2 separate regions of the Homo sapiens genome follow, and region 2 is linked to region 1. Evidence: chromatin loops called from intact Hi-C (ENCODE). Cell type or tissue: heart right ventricle. All regions are shown on one strand. Region 1 has its middle 90 kb from the start of TJP1. Region 2 overlaps TJP1 (tight junction protein 1).

Region 1 (4,000 bases):
TCCACCCAAGTTCATTGCTACAATACCTGACTCTCTGCCAAGGTGCTTAGCCTATCGCTAGGAAGTCCTAAACACAGGCCTGTTTTTAAACACTTTCACCACTCCCTTAGCCTTTCCACTTTGAAAATATTGTCTGGTATCATGTTTACTTCTACATTTTAAACACTGTTTATATGTAGAAGTGTATTTTAATTATTGTCAGCGATTAATACTATTCTTACTATCTGAATGTAGATTATTCTATATTTCATTAAAGTTGAAAGTAATTATATTTGTGGTTTAGCTCTAACAACTGCACTAATAATACTAGTGATAAAAATGCACTCATAAATCAGTTTGTATAATTATTGATATGCATAATGACTAACAAAATTGCTTCCCCAATAACTCTAATGATATGAGAGTAATCACCTCCTCTCCTAAAAATAACACGCTACAAGCACAGAGAAGTCCCAACTTATACACGGATTCTGCATTGTCAATTATATGTGATGGGGTAAACTAAAAGAGAGTGACAGATTATCTGAGGTGGAATTAAATGATCAATGAGCCCTGAAAGACAGGGAGAGGAGAACATACACCTGCATGGTAAGAGTACATCAACGGGTGCCCCTCTAACACTCACTAGCTGATACTTTTAGCTCCAGATAACTCTGTTGCTTTCAGACCACTGGAGGCAGTAAGCTGTACTATGATGATCTTAGGGAGAGCAGATGCAAATAAATAATATGCTAAAGATTCAGTCACCTTATTCCTCTACAATACATTTACCTGCATTGGTATCTCTCATGAAACCTACTCAAATGCAGTCATGTCAGCAGTTGCCCACTGCAGCTGAGGTGGTCCCAATGCTTCAGGCTCAGAGCTGGCATACAGCACACCAGATCTGCTCAGTCTCAGAACTTAACTCCAAAACCCAGAGGCTGACAGAGCTGAGTTGCTGTTTCTAGAATGACTATCTCAAGAACCGGGCAAGGCATAATGGAACCCATTAGTAAATTCAGCAGAAGAAGGAAGAGGCAGGAAAATAAGAAGGGGGAATGTACTAGTCTGTCTTCATGTTTCTATAAAAAACTACCTGAGACTGGGTAATTTATAAAGAAAACAGGTTTAATTGGCTCATGGTTCCATGGGCTGTACAGGAAGCATGGCTGAGGAGGTCTCAGGAAATTTACAATCATGGTGGAAGGCAAAGGGGAAGCATGCACATCTTCACATGGCCAGCAGGAGAGAGCAAAGGGGGAGGTGCTACACACTTTTAAACAACCAGATCTTGTGAGAACTCACTGTCACGAGAACAGCAAGGGGGAAATCCACCCCTATGATCCAATTACCTCCCACCAGGTCCCTCCTCCAACACTGTGGATTATAATTTGACTTGAGATTTGGATGGGGAAACAGAGCCAAACCATATCACGGAAGTTCAGTCTCATAATGAAAGCAAATCTCATAATTATTTTTGTTAAGCATGCATTCCTCTGTTGACTCAACTAAGACTCAGGCTCTGGGAACTTAAAATGCACCAGGCTTTATCTATGTTAGGAGTTATGGGGATATAGAAAAATAAGGCATGATTTGGATTCTTGGGGAGTTCGCAATCCAATGAGGAGAAAGATGAGTGTCTTAGTCACCTGGGCTGCTATAACAAGATACCACAGACTGGGTGGCTTTAACAAATATTTATTTCTCACAGCTCTGGAGGCTGGGAAGTCCAACATTACAGCTCTGGCAGATCTAATGCCTGGAGAGGCCCGCTTCCTGCTTTGTAGATGGCTTTTTGCTGTGCCTCACATGGTGGAGAGAGAAAAGAAAGGCACTGGTCCCCTTCTTCATATGAGGGCACTAAGCCCATTCATGAAGGCTCTACTCTCACGGCCTAATCACCTCCCAAAGGTCCTACCGCCTAATACCATGGCACCGGGGAGTTAGGATTTCAACATATGAATTTTTAACACAAATAGGCAGTCCATAACCACAAGAAAACAACTATTTAGTTTTGAATCAAATATTAGGTAGAACCACACAAAATTATGTTAATTGTAGTGAAAAACAGAAATATTTGTAGTCAAAGAGGTAGCTTGGGGCCGGGCGTGGTGGCTCACGCCTGTAATCCCAGCACTTTGGAAAGCCAAGACAGGCGGATCACAAGGTCAGGAGTTTGAGACCAGCCTGGCCAACATAGTGAAACCATGTCTCTACTAAAATACAAAAAGTAGCCGATGTGGTAGTGCATGCCTGTAATCCTAGCTACTCAGGAGGCTGAGGCAGAAGTTACGGGAGGAAGAGGTTACAGTGAGCTGAGATCATGCCACTGCACTCCAGCCTGGGAGACAGAGCAAGACTCTGTCTCAAAAAAAAAAAAAAAAAAAAAAAAAAAAGAGGGAGCTTGGAAAAAATATTCTGGGAGGTGATGGAACTGTTCTGAATTTTGATTGTGGTGGTTACATAACTTATTGCACTTATCAAAACTCTCAGAAACTGTACACCAAATAGAGTGAATGCTACCGTATGTAAATTTAAAAATAAGTTTTAAAAGCAGCTGAATATCAGTAATTTCATACGGTTTAACTTAGTAGATGCGCCAGCTCAGGCAGACAGTTCTGCAGGATTGCAGGAAGCAGAGACGAGCAGAGATTAATAGAGGAGTGATAGTCTCATGAACAACAACCATTTCATCAGAGCCTTGAAAAAATAAAGCCCTCAACAGTGAAGAAAAGAAGGGCAAGAAGGTAAATATCCTAGAGACAAGGACAGCACAAGCAGTCAAAAAGTTCTACAAACTCACAGCAGGTGTGGAGAATAGCAAATAGAGCAGTAGATAGTTCATGAAAGCAGGGGGATCACAAAAAAAAAAGGGGGTAGAATACGGAGGACTTAAAAGACCAGATTAAATACACTAGAATTTATTCTACAGTCAATGGCAAGTTAGTAAAGTGTTTAGACAAAGGACTGACATGACTAAATCTATTTTGGAAAGATAACCTTGATAAAAATATGGAGGATTTGTTGGTTGTGGGAGGTATCAGAGGCAGGAGAATGACCTACAAGGGTTTCTTAATTGGGGTCTGTGAATTTCTTAAAATGGTTGCAATATTGTGTATGTGCACACACATTTGTACATACACACATCTTTTTCTAGAAGGGGGTCTATGGTTTTCATTAGCTACTGAAGGAGTTCATAACCTCCAAAGGGTTAAGAACTTTAAGAACTGTATTGTTCAAGTGCATCAAGATGCAGCAGGAGTTAAGTTTGCAGTGAGCAGAATAAATTCAGAGACACTTATGAAGATCGCATTTCTGGACTTAAAAATAACTAGTGAGTGAGAGTGAGAGAGGGAGGATCTAAAGATGACAACAAAGTTTCTAGCTTGCTGACCTGGGAAGTGTTGAGGGAGAGGAAGGGAGAGGGAGGAAAAGGGGTATCATTACACTAAGAACAAAAAAATGATTTCACTTCAAAGAACTGAATATTTAACCTCTGCACTTGTGTCACTCTTAGCTGGAGATTTTCTTCTATTTTTATGGGCCAAAGTATTTCTGGCTAAAGAGAGAGATAAGATGTACTACAGAGGACCGTACTTGCATATGAAAATAAAAAGCAGATGAGAAAACAATCTTCAAAGCCTTTCTCAGAGTGAGTTCGCTCTCCGGAGGCTTGCTTTCCACATTCTCATGGCATTAGGAAACCTCAGGGGGATGGTATCTGCCTCTGTCACACAAGGGAATGAATGTAACATATAGTATTGGAATAAGCTGAAGATAGCCATCCAAACAGTATTAATATGTTTTAAACGTACAAAACATTTCATATGACTTGAGGATTTTTGTAAGTTAGAAATTCGACTCACTAGCATGGATTACACCTTAAATAAATATAGTTTCTTCCCTGGTGTTTTCATACATCATGGAGCAAATTTATATTTATTTGGTAAACATTTGCTTATTAAATAAACGTTTGCCTGAAGTTGAAAGGGGATGCTATATAGAGCTCCCCTAATTG
Region 2 (4,000 bases), 160 kb before region 1:
GTCTTGAACTCCTGAGTTCAGGCAATCTGCTCGCCTCGGCCTCCCAAAGTGCTGAGATTACAGGTGTGAGCCACTGCGCCCAGCCCTATCCGTGGTTCTTAATCTTCAGAGCTCTCTTTAGTTCTTACCAGTCAATCCCTCATTACTCCTGTTATGTTTAATTTCTTTACATTCAACTTTCTCTGTTCATGGAAACTGTGCTTTCTGTCTCCTGATTGATAAGATATGCCTGGTCGCCATTTCATAGCCCTTTCCCTCTTACTTCTAGCTCTATGAACACCTTTCCAATCAACTTGATGTGCCTTATTTTAAAAATAACCTTAATACAGGAAATAAATGAAGCGCTGAACATTCACTCTAGTAGAATATCCTTTTATAAAGCCAACTCCCCATTACAAATTAAAGACTTATACTACAAAAACGGATTTATACATACTTTTCACAAGTTCATTAATTGCATAAGGTAGGCAAGAACACCACAGTTTAGGTTGAAAACAAAAGCTAGCTACTAATCCCTTTAAAAGGCATTGGATTATCTCAACCACAATTAACAATAAAAATATGCTAAGAATTTAAGTTAACTGTATTCCAAAGTTTTTTCCACTGACAGGAAAATTTCAGCCTGGAAGGCTCTATTGCAAAAAGACAGAAAAGTGAAGGCACACTCCAGTTTCATACTTAGAATGTTGCAATCACTGCTAATCCTCTGATTTTATATGGAAACAAATATATACACATTGAAGTTCCCCCTTCACAACGATTAAAAAATGGTCTCTCTCTGCACTGGTACCCAAAGAATTCTGGGGATGAGAAAGCAAGAGATACAGGGCTGGTACTTGGGAACAAAAGGTAAAAAAGTTGCCCAGGAAGTATGCTGAGAAGGCAAGAAAATAATTACCTTAATTCCACTTTGTCATTTTGTAAGCTAATTTCTCACAATGTAAATCTGTCCTTTACATGTAATCTGCTTTCTAAAACATACATGTGTTCATGAGCATGCTTCTGAAAAAATCTGAGTCTATTTCACTGTGATATTGTTTTTAGGCAATAATTTAGATGTATGTGTTTGTGGAGCTTATTCTTCTGTACAAGTGCTTCTCATCTTAAACATTCATCTATTAATCTAGTCCATCCGCATTAGAAGAAAAACAGGTCTGTGGTTCAAAAGTAATTTTCATGGATATGGACAACTTTTAGTAAGAAACAACTGAGGAAAGCCCAAGAGGACTTTTGTCTCACTTAAAGAATTGTGTTGTTACACCTTCATTGGTGGTATAATGATTATTCTGTACTTTGACTAATACTTATGACTAACATAGCACTTTGTGCAGTTTATTTGGTAGATTTTATAGTGGGAGACCAATGTCACAAATCTTATTAGGATTCTCTCAGAGAAAACAGAAAATTGTCTCACATTTAAAAAATCTGCAAATAAGTTTTTTTGTATATTTACTATTTTAGACAAGTGGAGCAGTTTGTTTTTAAATTTGCCATTTTTAAATATTGTACTTGTAGAAGAAAACAAATCTCAGCTGATGGAGTAAATAAACTTTATACTTTTACTTTTTATTTTTGTACTACTTATTTTTGAGACAGGGCCTTGTTCTATTGCCCAGGCTACAGTTCAGTGGCGTGATCATGGCACACTGCAGCCTCAACCTCTTGGGCTCAAGCAGGCGATCCTTCCACCTCAGCCTCCTGAGTACCCAGGATCACAGATGTGCACCACCACGCCCGGCTAAATACACTTTTTTTTTTTTTTCCCCCCAGACGGAGTCTCGCTCTGTCACCCAGGCTGGAGTGCAGTGGCATGATCTCGGCTCACTGCAACCTCTGCCTCCCAGGTTCAAGCGATTCTCCTGCCTCAGCCTTCCGAGTAGCTGGGATTATAGGCACACGCCACCACGCCTAGCTAATTTTGGTATTTTTAGTAGAGACTGGGTTTCACCATGTTGGCCAGGCTGGTCTTGAACTCCTGACCTCAAGTGATCTTGCCCACCTTGGCCTCCCAAAGTGCTGAGATTACAGGTGTAAGCCATCGTGCCTGGCCTACTTTCACTTTTTAAACGGGATATATGATAAATATTGAAGCCTGCCTTTCTGCTATTTGATCCATGATCTCCTCTTAAGGGTTAAAATCTAACAGCAATCACTGAATACCCCATGACTATACTTGGGTTTCCATTAACTAGAGAAACTTAATCAACTAAAATCTTCCCTCTTTTGGCCCCTCACAAAAGCACACTGAAAATAAAACCTCACATTGGAATTTCAATGAAGTAACCTGAAATCCCCTCAAACTGAAAATAACAGTTCGTTCACAAAAGTTCAGGATGTCATCGATATTCCACTCACTTTGAAATGTTAGATAAAACATATTAGCAAAAAAGCATTTAATAACATTTCAAGTAATAAACAACATTAAAAAAACTTTCATGTTCTAACCAAATTTTTTAAAACAGAAAAAATTCACTTCTTGGATCTCCAAATCACTTTCTCCCTTGCTCTTATGATGTAGCCACATGGGCTATATTGCTGCCCTTCCAGTAGGTCGAGTTTCCATCTCAGGAGCAGTACACGCTTTGCCTTATTCCAGAATGACCTTCACCTGCCAGGGTCTTTCTTACCCAGTTCAAAATGATGTGACCTCAGAGAAGCTTTCTTCCCTGAGCCTGTTATTTAATATTGTCCCCTCCTGCTTCACTATTACACTACCCTGATTCTCTTTATAGCATTTAACCACTAACGAAAATTTACTTTTTGTATTTTCAAATTTATGTATTTGCTTTGGATATAGAGCTTACATCCAAATGATAGCAGGGATCTTGCCTAAGATTGCTCAGGATATGGCCAGGCGCAGTGGCTCACGCCTGTAATCCCAGCACTTTGGGAGGCTGAGGCAGGCAGATCACGAGGTCAGGAGATCGAGACCATCCTGGCTAACACAGTGAAACCCCGTCTCTACTAAAAAACACAAAAAATTAGCCAGGCGTGGTGGCGGGTGCCTGTAGTCCCAGCTACTCAGGAGGCTGAGGCAGGAGAATAGCGTGAACCTGGGAGGCGGAGCTCGCAGTGAGCCGAGATCGTGCCACTGCACTCCAGCCTGGGAGACAGAGCAAGACTCTGTGTCAAAAAAAAAAAAAAAAAAAAAAAAAAGATTGCTCAGGATATTTATCGCCATACACTGATAACATATATGTGACATTAGTAAGTATTTGGCAAAGGACGAATGAGCAGGATAACATCCACATTACTGGTAAAATCTTTCAACCTTCACTACAGAAGGAACATTCACTGTGGTGCCGCCTGTTGATCACTCAGAACTATGCACATTGGTCACGGTGTAAGGTACAGGAGCCATGGGAAAGAAGTCACTGATTCGACTCGCTGATTAACCATTGAAATACTTAATGAATCATATCTTTCTAACTGGCACCCTTTCTATCTTTCTCAGATGAAAGGGAAACAGAAAAAAAAAAAAAAAACAAAGGTAAAGGACCTCATGGTGAGCCTAAAAAAGAACACGTAGTACTACCAACACCATGTTCACTACCAACAATATATGTAATTCTTGTTTAGAATAAAGCACTTATCAAATTGGAGTTATGAAATTTATTTAGACAAAAGACTAACACCAATGATCAGTAAATAAAATCTGAAACTCACCAATCAGGGTATATACCCAAGGAATATAAATCATTCTACCATAAAGACATATGCAAACAAATGTTCACTGCAGCACTATTCACAATAGCAAAGACATGGAGTCAACCTATATGCCCACCAATGACAGAGTGGATAAAGAAAATGTGGTACATATACACCATGGAATACTATGCAGCCATAAAAAAGAACATGTCTTTTGCCAGAACATGAGTGGAGCTGGAGGCCATTACCCTTAGCAAACGAATGCAGGAACAGAAAACCAAACACTGCATGTTCTCACTTGTAAGTGGGAGCTAAATGGTAAGAACTTACGAACACAAAGAAAACAACAGGC

Evidence for each region. Hi-C counts contacts between places; a loop is a spot of excess contacts. Peaks named below come from ENCODE experiments on the same cell type or tissue, not always from the same donor. Only the 100,000 strongest peaks of a DNase experiment are listed, where the experiment ranks them.
Region 2: it touches region 1 in a loop (3-fold over the local background); 62 of 110 quality-filtered maps call a loop at or near these places.

Annotation. Positions count from the first base shown.
Region 1 is chr15:29,910,346-29,914,345 of GRCh38, forward strand. It overlaps a transcript of TJP1 not described here. Among named protein-coding and RNA genes, the nearest start is that of TJP1, 90 kb to the left of the region's middle. In heart right ventricle, no CTCF peak of the experiment used is centred here; no DNase peak of the experiment used is centred here; H3K27ac peaks cover 4,000 bases.
Region 2 is chr15:29,750,354-29,754,353 of GRCh38, forward strand. The region is part of intron 8 of TJP1 (tight junction protein 1); the gene reads right to left. Among named protein-coding and RNA genes, the nearest start is that of TJP1, 70 kb to the right of the region's middle. In heart right ventricle, no CTCF peak of the experiment used is centred here; no DNase peak of the experiment used is centred here; H3K27ac peaks cover 438 bases.